Linked DNA regions of Homo sapiens: region 1 is linked to region 2. A link is a contact called in ENCODE Hi-C or POLR2A ChIA-PET data. All regions are on one chromosome and are shown on one strand. Each heading gives the region's core, a stretch centred on a gene start or an enhancer-like site at or near the end of the contact. The rest is flanking DNA. Distances are from core to core; before and after follow the strand shown.

Region 1 (7,017 bases), core at 1,565-4,064, 190 kb before region 2:
ACAATTGGAGAATTTGGTAAGACTTAAGTTTTTTTTCAGCTAAATGAGACAATCCAGGTAAAGACCTTGGTCATTCAGCAGATAGTTATTACCTCATAGAAACCAAAGATAGGAAAATTAAAAAGCAAAATTGTTGAAATAGCTTTATATTCTTATATTTAAATAGAGAAAATGAGTATGTTTGATCTGAGACCAATGATGGGGGAACCTTTTTATCACGTTGGCCTCATAACCCTAAAGGGGCACCCTCTCACTCCACCCCTGCCCCCACAGTCCCTGTCACTCCTTGTTGTGTCAACAAGTCTGGCAGCTGTACTTTTAAGGTAGTTCTTGACTATGTAGGAGCAGTAGTGAGTATATAACTTTTCCTACCATCTAGAGCCTAGTAAATATCATTATCAGATATTTTGGAGACCTTTAACTTATTTAATATGTGTTTCTTATGTCATTTTGAAAATTGACATTTCTCTTTGAACACTTTTCTTTCAACAGAGCCAGACAGAAAAATTAGCCAAGGTTTACCAGCCGAAACGTTCAGTCTTATCCCCTAAAACTACTATTTCTGTTGCCCATCTTTTGGCTGCAAGGCAGGACTTGTCAAAGATTTTAAGGACAAGCAGCGGCTCTATAAGAGAAAAGACTGCCTGTGCCATCAATAAGGTGATTAGAGTACCTTTAATTTTTTCCAAATGCATTTATTTCTGTTCATAAAATAAAAGTTTAAAATATCTTTCCTATTCTGTAGGTGTTGATGGGCAGGGTGCCTGACAGAGGTGGTAGACCCAATGAAATCGAACCTCCACCCCCAGAGATGCCACCGTGGCAGAAGAGGCAAGATGGCCCCCAGCAGCAAACAGGAGGCCGAGGAGGAGGGAGAGGTGGCTATGAACATTCCTCATACGGAGGACGAGGAGGTCATGAACAAGGAGGCGGGAGAGGTGGACGTGGTGGCTATGACCATGGTGGCCGAGGGGGAGGAAGAGGAAATAAGCATCAAGGAGGCTGGACAGATGGAGGGAGTGGTGGAGGAGGTGGCTACCAAGATGGTGGTTATCGAGATTCAGGTTTCCAGCCAGGTGGCTATCATGGTGGCCACAGCAGTGGTGGCTATCAAGGCGGAGGTTATGGTGGCTTCCAAACATCTTCTTCATATACAGGAAGTGGATACCAGGGTGGTGGCTACCAGCAGGACAATAGATACCAAGATGGCGGGCACCATGGTGATCGTGGTGGTGGTCGTGGTGGGCGAGGTGGTCGTGGAGGCCGAGGTGGTCGTGCAGGCCAGGGAGGAGGCTGGGGAGGAAGAGGGAGCCAGAATTATCACCAAGGGGGTCAATTTGAACAGCATTTCCAGCATGGAGGTTATCAGTATAATCATTCTGGATTTGGACAGGGAAGACATTACACTAGTTGAGGCTACCGAACCTTACATTTTGCTAGAGCTCAAGTAATAGAAACTTAGTTTCAGAATCCTGAATTCAGCACCTATTTTGAATTAATGTGAGACCACAGGTGGCAGGCAGATTCCTGCTTGGCATAAGCATTTGTAGGTCTTCATTCAATTCTGTTAGATTTTTTTATTGGACTTACATAATGCCGTTTATTTGAGAAACACATAACATCTCTCCTTTCTATGAAAAATTTTTTAAAAGGTGGTTAAAATTGCCTTTAATTGCCCAGTAGACTAATTCCACAGTCAGAACATGCAAACTTTTTTGAAGAAATTACTTGAATAAGTAGTTTTCATGTTTTCAATATGCAGTTTTGAAAATGAGGATTCACCTAGACTTTTTTAGATTTACTACTAGGAAACCTTCCTCATATGAATAACCATTTATATGTGTTTTGCTTAAAGTATTCCAATGCCTATTTTCCAAGCACAGTTCTGCCCCCCGGTTGACTTTTATGCCACGTGTGCTTCATGATGGAACTTTTAGGTCAGTTCCTATTAAATGAGCTCTTTTGCAGATAGCACATTCAGTAGCCTTATTTTGTTGATGGAATACTGTATCATATGCTCAACTCTGAAAACCTTGAACACGGCCAAAATCCATAAAGATTATAAAAGCAAACTAAGTTGTGAAGCTATAGTACATGTAGGCATTTAGTTAAGTATAGCAATTCAAACTGACCTGCATCCATCCAAAACAAATTCCTCCTTCAACCTTATTTTTACTTGAAATTTGCTAGAAGAAATAGCAAACCGAAATTTGTTTTATGCATGAGTTAATACCACTGGCTCAGCAAATACAAGTTAGTTTGCTTTAAGCAGGTAACTTTTTTTGTAATGGAAGAAATGCACTACAAAGTTAAGACAGATTTTTGCTAAGTGCAGGAGGCCCTTTATTATTGCTGCAGAAAACAAAAGCCTGGCTGAGTTGATGTTTTACATTCTCCCTTACTGAAATCTACATGACATGATGCTTCTTGCTGGGTTTTTGTACATGTAAACATTGTCAAGCTGTGAAAGAAAATGGCTGGAGGTGTGCTTTGTGTGAAAGGTGAGCAATAAAGTATCTGTTAAGTTCTCTCTTTGGTTTGAGTTTTATTTTAGCTACTGAATTATTCTGGACTCTTGCGTCAAGCTGATGAGCTAAGGCTTTTGTTCCCAAAGATTCTTGAGTATTTCCTTAAAACCTAATTTTAGTGAAAGGTGACTTTTATCCTAAAACCTTAAATAAATGGAAAAATGGCTCTTTCCAGGTTTTCCTTTTATAATAATATAGCTAGAAACCGTCACCACTCATCTCTGGCCACTGGGTGTAGCTGTTGCTACACATACTAGGCAAAAATGTTTTTAGGGTTTTTTTGTTATTTGCTTCTCCATTCTTCCTAAGATTGGGGGACTTTTTTTAAAAAAGGAAGTAACTGAAAATATAAATATGTTTATCAAAAGAGAAATTGTATTTCCTTTCTACTAAATTGGGCTTTTTTAAAGAATCAACTCATGTCATGCCATTTAAAATAATCTACTTGCTACTGAGATAAGCACATTCTTCTAATACTAAAACCATCTTTGAAAACCCACATTGATCCTTTTAACTTTACCTGTTTATTTTTCAGCTAACATTTACAATTATTTTAAAATGTTCAAATTTGAAGACAATTTCAAGTGTTTTATCATTAAAGTAAGTTAAGGTTTTAAGTTGTCTTGAATGTTGTGTTGGTTTCTTTAAACTGTTAAGTAATTATGTTTATATAGGATTTCCTATTAAAATTGTCAAGGTTTCATATTTTAAATGTATCATATCTTAGGATGTATTTATATTTAGTATTTGCTTTGATCTGTTTTGTAGCCTCAGACTCCACAATATAGCTAATGAATACAGGTTTCATTCTTTTGAAAAATATTTTGATTTATCTTTACGGTTAATAGATTGCTTTTTCGAATATAAGGATGTAAGAACACAAATGATACATTTCGCCCTGATAGTTCTGAAATCTGCAGCTCCTGCTTCAAACTAGATTTTCCCCCAACATTATTATTTTTTAAAAAACTTCTATGTTCAGGGGTACATGTGAAGGTTTGTTATACAGGTAAACTTGTGTCACAGCGGTTTGTTGTACAGACTATTTCATCATCCAGGTATTAAGCCCAACACCCGAAGGTTATCTTTTCTGTTCCTCTAGTTCCTCCCACCCTCCACCCTCAAGTAGACCCCTATCTGTTGTTTCCCTCTTTTGTGTTCATGCGTCTTCATCATTTAGCTCCCACTTATAAGTGAGAATATGTGGTATTTGGTTTTCTGTTCCTGTGTCAGTTTGCTAAGGATAATGGCCTCCAGTTCCAGCCTTGTTCCTGCAAAAGACAGGATCTCATTCTTTTTTATGGCTATATGGTATTTTATGGTGTGTACATGTACCACATTTTCTTTATCCAGTTGGTCATTGATGGGCATTTAGGTTGATTCCGTGTCTTTCCTATTGTGAATAGTGCTGCAGTGAATATATGCGTGCATGTGTCTTTATGGTAGAGTGATTTATATTCCTCTGGATGTATACCCAGTAATGGGATTGCTGGGCCGAATGGTAGTTCTGCTTTTAGCTCTTTGAAGAATCGCCATACTGATTTCCACAATGGTTGAACTAATTTGCACTCCCACCAACAGTGTATAAGTGTTCCCTTTTCTCTGGAACCTTACCAGCGTTTGCTGTTCCTCCCCCGCCTCTCCCCATTCTGAAACCATAAAAGAATTGAGTTTTTTCTCTTGAACATAGATCAAGTTCTCTAGAAACAGGATATTTCAAACCACCAGTTAGTTTTATTGTTATATTAAAGTTCTTAGGTTTTGTATAGAGAGTATCTTTTGATCTTATATGCATTCTTAACCTTAACTTGTAAATAATGATTTACTGGAATATAGGGCATATGAGAATTTCTTGGAGAAACAAGCGAAAAATATTAGGAGAGAATTTTTAACATGATATCTTAAACTGTTATCTCTTAAAACGGATACAGTGAGACAGACAGTACCTTTAGTTAATGTTCTGTTTCCTCCTACTACTAGGAACTAGAATAGGATGTCAGTATTCTCTATGAAAACTATTAAAGATATACCACTATCATTTTTATTTCTTGCTGTAGATCCAAACTAATCTAGTGTCCAACTGTGGTAGACATAGAATAGGCAAATTCTTGCTGAGGGAAGGCATTTGAATCATTTCTATATATACTTAATTGATTTCCCAGTGCCCAGATTACCTCCATCCTTAGACTTAAATATTTTTAGGTTGTGCCCATTGTATCTTTCTGGATACTTTGTCTACCTATATTACATCCTTTTGAAAATAGTTTTTAAATATGTTTATATTATTTAATCATACCCCCGCCTCCCACTTTAGGTAATTTGGATAGCATTTGATCCATTTGTTTTTTAACAGAGAGGGTTACCTAAATAAAATTTAGGTATTTATTTGTATTTTACCTAAATAAAAAAATGAGTTTACCTGAATGAAAAAGTACATTCATCACAGAATACTTAGCATTTTATGACTTCTTATTTTCCTGTTTTTCTTGTTTTTCTCATTCTTCATTATCATAGTAATAACTAGAAATGCTTTTTTTTTCCCTGTGGTTTCCATATTTGTATACACTAATGTATTCCTAGGGTTCAAATCACTGATTCAAACAGGTATGCATGTCAGTGTTTGAACTCACTTTCCGCTTGCACAATTTTAGTCACCTGCAGATGTGCGGTTATAAGTTGGAGTAAACATAACTGTTGGTATGAGAACTTCCACAGTAAATCATTCCCTGCCCACTAAATGTAATAAAGAGGCCGGGGGCAGAAATAGATAGGGAAGAAAAAAAAAATGTTTCCTAGGAATTTGGGTCGGGGAGAAAAAAACCTCTTAAAATGATTGGTATTTGTTAAATTGAGTTATAATTTTTTCAAGAAGAAAAAAGGCCTGGCCAGGCACGGTGACTCAGCCTGTAGTCCCAGCACTTTGGGAGGCCAAGGTGGGCGGATCATCTGAGGTCGGGAGTTCAAGACCAGCCTGGCCAACATGGTGAAACCCCGTCTCTACTAAAAATGCAAAACTTAGCTGTGTTTGGTGGCGGACGCCTGTAATCCCAGCTACTTGGGAGGCTGGGGCAGGAGAATGGCTTGAACCCGGGAGGCAGAGGTTGCAGTGAGCCGAGATTGCACCTCTGCTCTCCAGCCTGGGCAACAGAGGGAAACTCCATCTCAGGGAAAAAAAAAAAAAAAGAAGAAGAAAGGCCTGTAGTTCAGTTCAGTAAAAATGAGTGTCTGCTATATTCTAGCACTGTGCTGGGCTGAGGTAGAAAGTCCATGGCTTGAGAAATGTCTCAGCATGGACTGAGTGACAGAGCCAGAAACATAGGTAATTGTAGCATAAATAATAATGAAAATTATGTGTGGGTACTAGGAGAGCATGGTGTTTCTGTATTGCTTATATGGGGTGGAAATTGGCAGAAATTGGAAAGATTGCAGGGGTCAGGTAATAGAGGGCTCTCCATGCCGTCCTGAGTAACTTGGAGCTACTTTGTGTACGGTAGTATACCAATAACACGGCATATTCAAGTTTGGCTCTGTGTAAATTATTGGCTCAAGAGTAGGGGATAGACTCAAGGAGGAGGGCAAAGGTTGGAATCAGAAGCGTAGAGCTTAAATTAATGTGGTAGACATAGTAAGGGTATAGAAGGGGCAGATTTGAGAATTATGTCGGAGGCAAATATTATAGGAGTATATTAGAACAAGAAATGTAGTATGAACCTTGGTTTTTGGTTTTTTTGGTTTGTGATTGAGTAGATGATGAACTACCAATTGAAATCGAAATTAGAAGAAGGGGGAAAGGTGGGCTGGGGGAAATGATTTCAGTCTGAAACTCCAGAAAATGCCTGGAGATAGAAGTCTGGGAATGATCAACATCCACTGATTTTTGCATTGAAACATTTCATCAGAAAAATGATTCCAAATTAAACCATCCAAAAAGGGAGGAAAGGGGCAGTGGACCAAGGATGGAATCTTAAGGATTAATCAGTTAAGGGATAGATGGAGCAGGGTCACAGAGTAAGAGGGACACCTAGAGAACAGTGTTGTGGAAGCTTAGGGTTGGTAGTAAGAATGGTAATTTATTACTGTTATTACTGTTTATTGAGAGCAACATGAGTACTACTATTAACCCTCTTTTCACATGTAAAGAGTATGAAGCCAGGATAGTTGAGAAGACTTGCCCATATCCATATAGTTAGTAAGCGGGGGAGCTGGAATAAACCTAGGGCCATCTGGCTCCAGAGCTCAGTAATGCACAATTCCAGATGCTACAGAGAAATTCAACGAACTAGAGTTGAAAAATAGCCGTATGTCTTGCGGCGTTTTTGTGTTGGTGTTGTTTTCTTGTGGCATTTTCAAGAGCAGTTTCAGAATAAAAATGAGACCAGTTTTCTGGAGTTTAAGGAAAGAATGAGAAAATAAACCATAAATTTAGATTATAGTTGACCCTGAACAACAGATCCATTTATATGAGAAAGTTTTTCAACCAAATGCCGCT
Region 2 (6,732 bases), core at 3,913-6,412:
TGCACACCACTAGGTAAAAACAAGGTCTAGACGTGGAAGGCACTACGAAAATGCATTAAAAGCACATGCTGGAAAGTGGAAACAGCTGGAAACTGGTCACACATTTCCCCTATACAAACATCAGCTACAAGATGTTGCAAGAGACAGGTAAGATATGAAGCTTTGAGACTGTATTAGCTTTCTATCACTGCAAATTCAGTAGCTTCAAACAATACACATTTGTTATCTTCAGTTCTATAGGCTGGAAGTTGACCTCAGCTTCCCGAGTAGCTTGGATTACAGGTGTGCACCACTATGCCCAACTAATTTATGTTATTTTTTGTAGAGGTGGGGTTGCACCATGTTGCTTAGGCTGGTCTCAAACTCTTGGGCTCAAGCGATCCACCCGCCTTGGCCTTCCAAAGTGCTGGGATTACAGGTGTGAGCCACCATGACTGGCTTCCTTCTACTTTTAAGGTCCTCTTCCTTTTGGAAGAAGTCACCAAATGATCTGGGTGGGCCCAGTGTAATCACAATGAAATCACCCTTGTGATTACATTGGGCCCACCCACATAATCCAGGATAGCCTTCCTATTAAGGCCAGGTGATTAGCAGCTTATCTATAACCTTCCTTCCCCTTTGCCATGGAAGGTAACATACCCACAGGTTCTGAGGATTAGGACACGGAAATCTTTGGGGTGTCATTATTCTGCCTACTGTAGTTATTTATTTAGTTATTTTTGAGACAGAGTTTTGCTCTTGTTGCCCAGGCTGGAGTGCAATGGCACGACCTCAGCTCACTGCAACCTCTGCCTCCCCGGTTCAAGCGATTCTCCTGCCTCAGCCTCCTGAGTAGCTAGGATTACAGGCTCCTGCCACCATGCCTGGCTAATTTTCTCTCTCTTCTTTTTTTTTTTTTTTTTTTTTTTTTTTTTTTTTTAGTAGAGATGGGGTTTCACCACATTGGCCAGGTTGGTCTCGAACTCCTGACCTCAGGCGATCCACCCACCTCAGCCTCCCAAAGTGCTGGGCTAACAGGCGTGAGCCACTGCGCCAGGCCTACTGTAGTTATTAAAATGCAAAACCTTTCAGAAAAAAATGTTATGTGGGCAGATATTTCTGCTGGATATGCCTAGCGATAGTTTGTTTTTAAAAACTCAGATGCTTTTTCAAGTTAAAGTGAATTTCAGCTAAAGTATGAAACAATGAAACAATGGCATTACTGTGGTTGTATAAGCAGGGACTGGAACTGTGAAAGCTATTATATTCATTTTTCCTGTGATGTGTATTTTAGTTTGCTAGGGCTGCCATAACAAAGTACCAAAAACTGGGCGGCTTAAACAACAGAAATTTATTTTCTGTCAAATCTGGAGTCTAGCCGTTGGTTGGAGTTCAAAGTTTCCGCAGGGTTGATTTGTTCTGGGGCCTGTCTCCTTGGCTTGTAGATGGCCATTGTCTCCCTGTGTCTTCACTTCTTTCCTGTGTATCTGTGTCCTAATCTCTTCTTGTGTTACAGGTAGTTAGACAAGCATAAGCGGGGCAGGAGAGGGTTCTTCCCCCACCCACTAGGAATGTCAGGTGGTGGTTCAGCAGTGACCACATTGCCTCTCTAAAAGTGATCAACTGGCAGCCAAGGCCCAGGGGCGGGGTGGGGTGGGCATTTCCTGATGGCCCACACCTGCTGCACTTAAGTGTTAATTAAATGCAGGTGCCAAAGAGATGCAACTTCCTGGGCATGCACATTAAGGACAAAATGGTGGAGTACAACCTTCCAGGGGCACACCACCAGGAAAGGGAAGAAAGCCTCAGATGGGCATATGTACAGCTTCCTCAACACTGTGTGTGCTCACTTCCCAAGTGTAAGGAGGGTGCTGTGTGTGCCGGCAGCCCACCCTAAGGGAAGAAGCATGGAAAGGGGCCAGCCTGTAAAATCCTAGCTAGGTCAAGGTTAAACACTGCACTTGGCCTTCAGGTGCCCACTTGGGTCTCTTCCAAGTGAACTTTCCTTTCTTTCCTGCTCTAAAGCCTTTTTAAATCAACTTCCATTTCTGCTCTGAAACTTGCCTGGTCTCTTTTTCTGCCTTATACCCCTCAGTCAAATTCTTCTGAGGAGGCAAGAACTGAGGTTGCTGCAGACCTATATGGATTCGTCACCGGTAACTCAGACACCTTCTATGGGTGACACAAGGACAGCAGTCATACTGGATTAGGGCCATTCCAATGACCTCATTATCCTTAATTACCTCATTAAAGATCCGATCTCCAAATCTAGTCACTTTCTGAAGTATCAGAGGTTAAAATTCCCACATATGAATGTTAGGGGAAACAATTTAGCCCATAACAAGATCTAACAAATTTAATGATTAACTTGTAAAAGACACTACATTAACAGAAGACCACTGGAAAAGATAAAAGTGGGGAGAGTGGGATACAACTTATACACATGTACTCATTGACAATTACTCTCAGGTAGAATTTTTTCTACAAAAATGGTGATTTATTTAACATACAATGGTAGATATATTGGGGATCATCAAATTTTTAAAAATTTTTGTTGGGCTTACTTTACATATTACAATACTAACGTAAGCTTATAAACTCTTCCATTTCAGTGAAGGAAAGGGATCCAATTAACACCTGCTAGCAGCTTGGCTAAGAACGGACATTAAAATCAGACAAAACACTGAAAATATAAAGTACTTTTCTCCAAATGTGTATACAAAGTTTTGGAACAAAATCACTGCCTGCTCCACAGGACAGACAATTTGAATTTCAAAAATGCTCCAGGCCGGGAATTGCATAACCCTGTGTAACAATACTTATAATACAGCTTAACAATATTGTATCGAAGACTTTTTCATTTGAGATTTTTAAAAAACTGAAGTAAAAGAAAAACAGTAGCCAAGGAACTGCACAACCAAAAAATGAAAATTATATAAAATATTTCCACCACTATTTAAATGCCAAATTTAATCAAGCAATAGTAAAAAAACAAAACAACATAATAATACAACCTTCTGTTTAAAATAACAGCACTGTTCCACCTCTCTTCCATTGAATTTTACATATGAACAGACTATATATACTGGTTTTTTAGAGAAATGTCCATTTGGTCTGCCACACCTATCGGGCTCATCCTAAATCCTCTCATTGTCTTCAGAGGACTTGCAATTCCATGCTGTTTCTGTATTTCCAGCCTTCCGGGGTAGGTGCAATGTCTCAAGTATAATACATTTCTCCCTTTTCCTTTACACAGTGCAGAGTATATGGGCTTAGGTTATGTAGATTCTGTTTCACTCCAGGTCACTGTCTTTCTCTAAATTCAAGGCGGTATTCAACGGAGTGCAGTAGTTTGGCTTGTCAGAAGGCACGTAGCCTGGCAGACACAAACACTTGTAGGAACCATCGGTGTTAATGCACTTGGCATTCTTGCAGAGAGACATCCGGTTGTTCAACTCATCGCATTCATTTACATCTGCAATAAGTCAAGCCATGCAGGTAAACAATCTTGGATATTATTCTGTGAGGACACATAACCTGAGGCTTACCTGAGGCCCTTCCCCCGACCACCCCAAGGAAGCTTTCTCGTCATTGCTTCAGTCACAGACAAGACGAAGATGACTTTTTTGAGATCTTAAAGAGGCAGATTATCAGGGAGGTTCTAGAACTTCTTTCACTGTTATCTAGCAAAACATGAGCATTTTGTGAGCTTGACATTTTCTAGTAGAACCTCAAGGAAGTTGGAGGAACTATATTACTTCCAAATTCCTTCCCATAGGTATGGAGGAACTGCTAGATTTGTCAAGAGGAACCAGATACCTACGCAGAGGCCTCTCCATACAGCCTGTCTAAAGCCTTCCATAACATTCACAGACCTCCTTCTACATGAGACCCATTTAGGCTCTCACTCACTTGAAACATCTGTTAAGAAGCTAGGTTACCTATTTTACAGACACACCATGGATTAAAACTAACAAAAGCAAAGTGGGCAAAAGGACTGCTTCAAGATGGAGAAGAGGCCAGGCGTGGTGGCTCACGCCTGTAATCCCAGCACTTTGGGAGGCCAAGGTGGGCGGATCACGAGGTCAGGAGATTGAAACCATCCTGGCTAACACGGTGAAATCCCGTCTCTACTAAAAATACAAAAAAAAAAAAAAAAAAAAATTAGCCGGGTGTGGTGGCGGGTGCCTGTAGTCCCAGCTACTCAGGAGGCTGAGGCAGGAGCATTGCTTGAACCTGGGAGGCAGAAGTTGCAGTGAGTCAAGATCACCCCACTGCACTCCAGCCTGGGCGACAAGAGTAAAACTCCATCTCAAAAAAAAAAAAAAAAAAGAATTGTGGTAAAATACACAGAACATATTTACCATTTTAACCATTTTTAAGTATATAGTCCAGTGGCATTAAGTATATTCATACTGTACTTAATGTACATCTCCAGAACTTTTCTCATCTTCTCAAACTGAAACTCAGCAAATCTATCTTAAATGTTCTCTACTGACTGAGATACGGGGTGTCAGGAAAAAATTAATGTCCCATAAAACACACGTCATTCTTACCGACACAGGTCATCTTGGCCGTATCCAAGTGATACCCATCAAAGCAATCGCAGGTGTAACCTTCCTGGACCCTCACACAGCGACCATTTTCACATCCATTGAGGATGCCGCATTCCTCAGCCTGTAACTCCTCAAAGCTATTTAGAAAACCTGGAAAGGAAAGGGCAGAAGCTAAGTTAGAGCTTCTCAACTTCCTATATCATTTTGTAAATGATATTTAGATGATGGTTCATTTTCCAAATAGACACATATATGTCCATACATATTTCAGACATCTTAAAGTTAGCATTAGAAATACTGAATGTTGCTGTGTAAAATAGCATAAAAATAAAAAACTTGTATATTTTGTGCAGAGTAGCCTCATTTTGAATTCTGATATTCTATGTTAAAATCACATAAAACGAGAAAGCAAGTATGGTTTTTGTTTTTGCTCTTAATTATTAAAAGTGTTCATCCAAAGTTCCAAACTTCGTGAGTTTGCAGTAGGGCAAGTGTCAGACTCTCAGAACAGAACCAACAGAATTCACTATCGGAGTCTAGTAAGCATTTGCTAAGAAGGTCCGTAAGAGTGTGAGGCAATACGTTTTCAGCCGGCGTTTGTAAGACCAGAGAGAAGCAGGCTGGCTCTGCCATGTGTTTGTTTGCTCTGGCTACGGAATGAGCCTTACAAAAGGGCTCCCAGGGGATCAAAGGAAAAATTCAGTAAAAGGGCCTCAAAACATCCTGATGAATGAGAAAGAACATCATACTTGTGTTTAGAAAACCCAAAGTCTGGGCTCATGCCTATAATCCCAGCACTTTGGGAGGCTGAGGCGGGCAGATCGCCTGAGGCCAGGAGTTCAAGACCAGCGTGGCCAACATGGTGAAACCCTGTCTCTACTAAAAATACAGAAAATTAGCCGGGCGTGGTGGTGGACACCTGTAATCCCAGCTACTTGGGAGGCTGAGGCAGAAGAATCGCTTGAGCCTGAGAGGTGGAGGATGCAGTGTGCTGAGATCACGGCCACTGTCCAGCCTGAGCAACAGAGCAGGACTCTGTCAAAAAAACAAAAGACAAAAAACCAAAAAACAAAACAAAACAAAACACACACACACACCAAAAAAAAACAGAACCAAAAGTTTTTTTTTAAGGAAACAAAGAAACTCTTGTTTGGCTCTTTTTATAGTTTAGATCTCTTGAAACCAAGTCAGAGCTAGACTTTAGAGTTTTTGTGATGTAAAAACAATTTAGCCAGGCATCAAGAGTGTTTAGCTCTCATTTTGCAGAGGAAAGTTCTAAACATAAATCCACAGTGACCCAACACACTGTCATGTGGCCTCTCATCTCCTGTCTCTTCCCAATAGTACCACAAAGTAGCTTCAAAAAAAAAAAAAATATATGGCTAGAACTTTCTATCTGGCCTTTGAAGTAATTCTCCAGTGGAACTGCAGGGGGCAGCAGGCAGCAAAATATCATTGCTTATGGAGGGCAATAAGGTCTAACTTGGAGGAATTGGACAAGGATATGGAGTTTGGTCTCCTTGATCACCAAAAAGCAACCAACTTAGCCAGCTTTTTTTTTTTTTTTCTAAACAAGGAAATAAAGACTTACTTGTTACTTCTCTTAACTACAACAAAAAAGAAGTTTCAACAATGACTAAAGTGCCTGAGGTCAACATGAAGACAAATTTGGTCAGAGTTTCTCTTACATTCTAAGATTAGGTGCCCTGAGGGGAGATAGGTGAAGAAGAAACTTTAGAGCATGCCCTTCAGAGAAGAAAGTGGGTTTTAGAGATGACCGAAAAATATACAATAAGTGAATCTTAAATTATCTGTTTGGGTAAGAACAATACACTGGTATTGGGGGACTTGAGTTCCCATTCCCATTTCCCTATGTGTACCTTGTAAACTTGGGCAGAAAGCTTATTTTTCTCACGTATGAAGTAAAAGCACTGAATTTTAGGATCTCTAAAGCCCCACTCAGTTATAGGTTTATTTTGTGGAAATGAACCATGGGATTTGAATCAGAGGAACTCGGTCTTCTGCTCATGCCTGTGACCCTGGCCAAGTCACTTGATTTTGTTGAAACCAGGTTCCTCATTTAAAAATAGAGAAACGATGCTATGTAGAATGGCATACCCAACATTGAACACAATGTCTGCACTCAGTAGAAGTATTTTGTAATGAATGAACACTTTTCTACCTTGTAAAGATTAAA

The links. Hi-C counts contacts between places; a loop is a spot of excess contacts on that map. ChIA-PET counts read pairs that join two places held with the same protein, here RNA polymerase II (POLR2A). Pooled maps may share reads with other maps.
Region 1: a map of PC-9 shows a loop between it and region 2 (3-fold over the local background). The contact joins two enhancer-like sites. A Hi-C loop is called at or near these places in 6 of 168 maps with a recorded cell type or tissue (HCT116, PC-9, aorta and 3 more), 22 of 37 single-sample maps with no recorded cell type and 16 of 50 pooled maps. POLR2A ChIA-PET finds 5 or more read pairs at or near these places in 3 of 52 experiments (B cell, K562 and WTC11).

What each region holds. Positions count from the first base shown.
Region 1 is chr2:33,579,173-33,586,189 of GRCh38, reverse strand. It overlaps FAM98A (family with sequence similarity 98 member A), which reads left to right. Exons shown (of 8, transcript NM_015475.5): 7 at 493-660; 8 at 746-2,530. The coding sequence ends at 1,414. Among named protein-coding and RNA genes, the nearest start is that of RASGRP3-AS1, 13 kb to the right of the region's middle. RefSeq lists an enhancer at 1,922-2,741. Within about 2 kb of position 2,814, at least 3 of the 41 ENCODE cell types and tissues checked have a DNase peak (open chromatin) inside an H3K27ac peak, as active enhancers do.
Region 2 is chr2:33,395,086-33,401,817 of GRCh38, reverse strand. It overlaps LTBP1 (latent transforming growth factor beta binding protein 1), which reads right to left. Exons shown (of 34, transcript NM_206943.4): 33 at 4,536-4,685; 34 at 2,309-3,454. The coding sequence ends at 3,273. Among named protein-coding and RNA genes, the nearest start is that of MIR4430, 20 kb to the left of the region's middle. Within about 2 kb of position 5,162, at least 3 of the 41 ENCODE cell types and tissues checked have a DNase peak (open chromatin) inside an H3K27ac peak, as active enhancers do.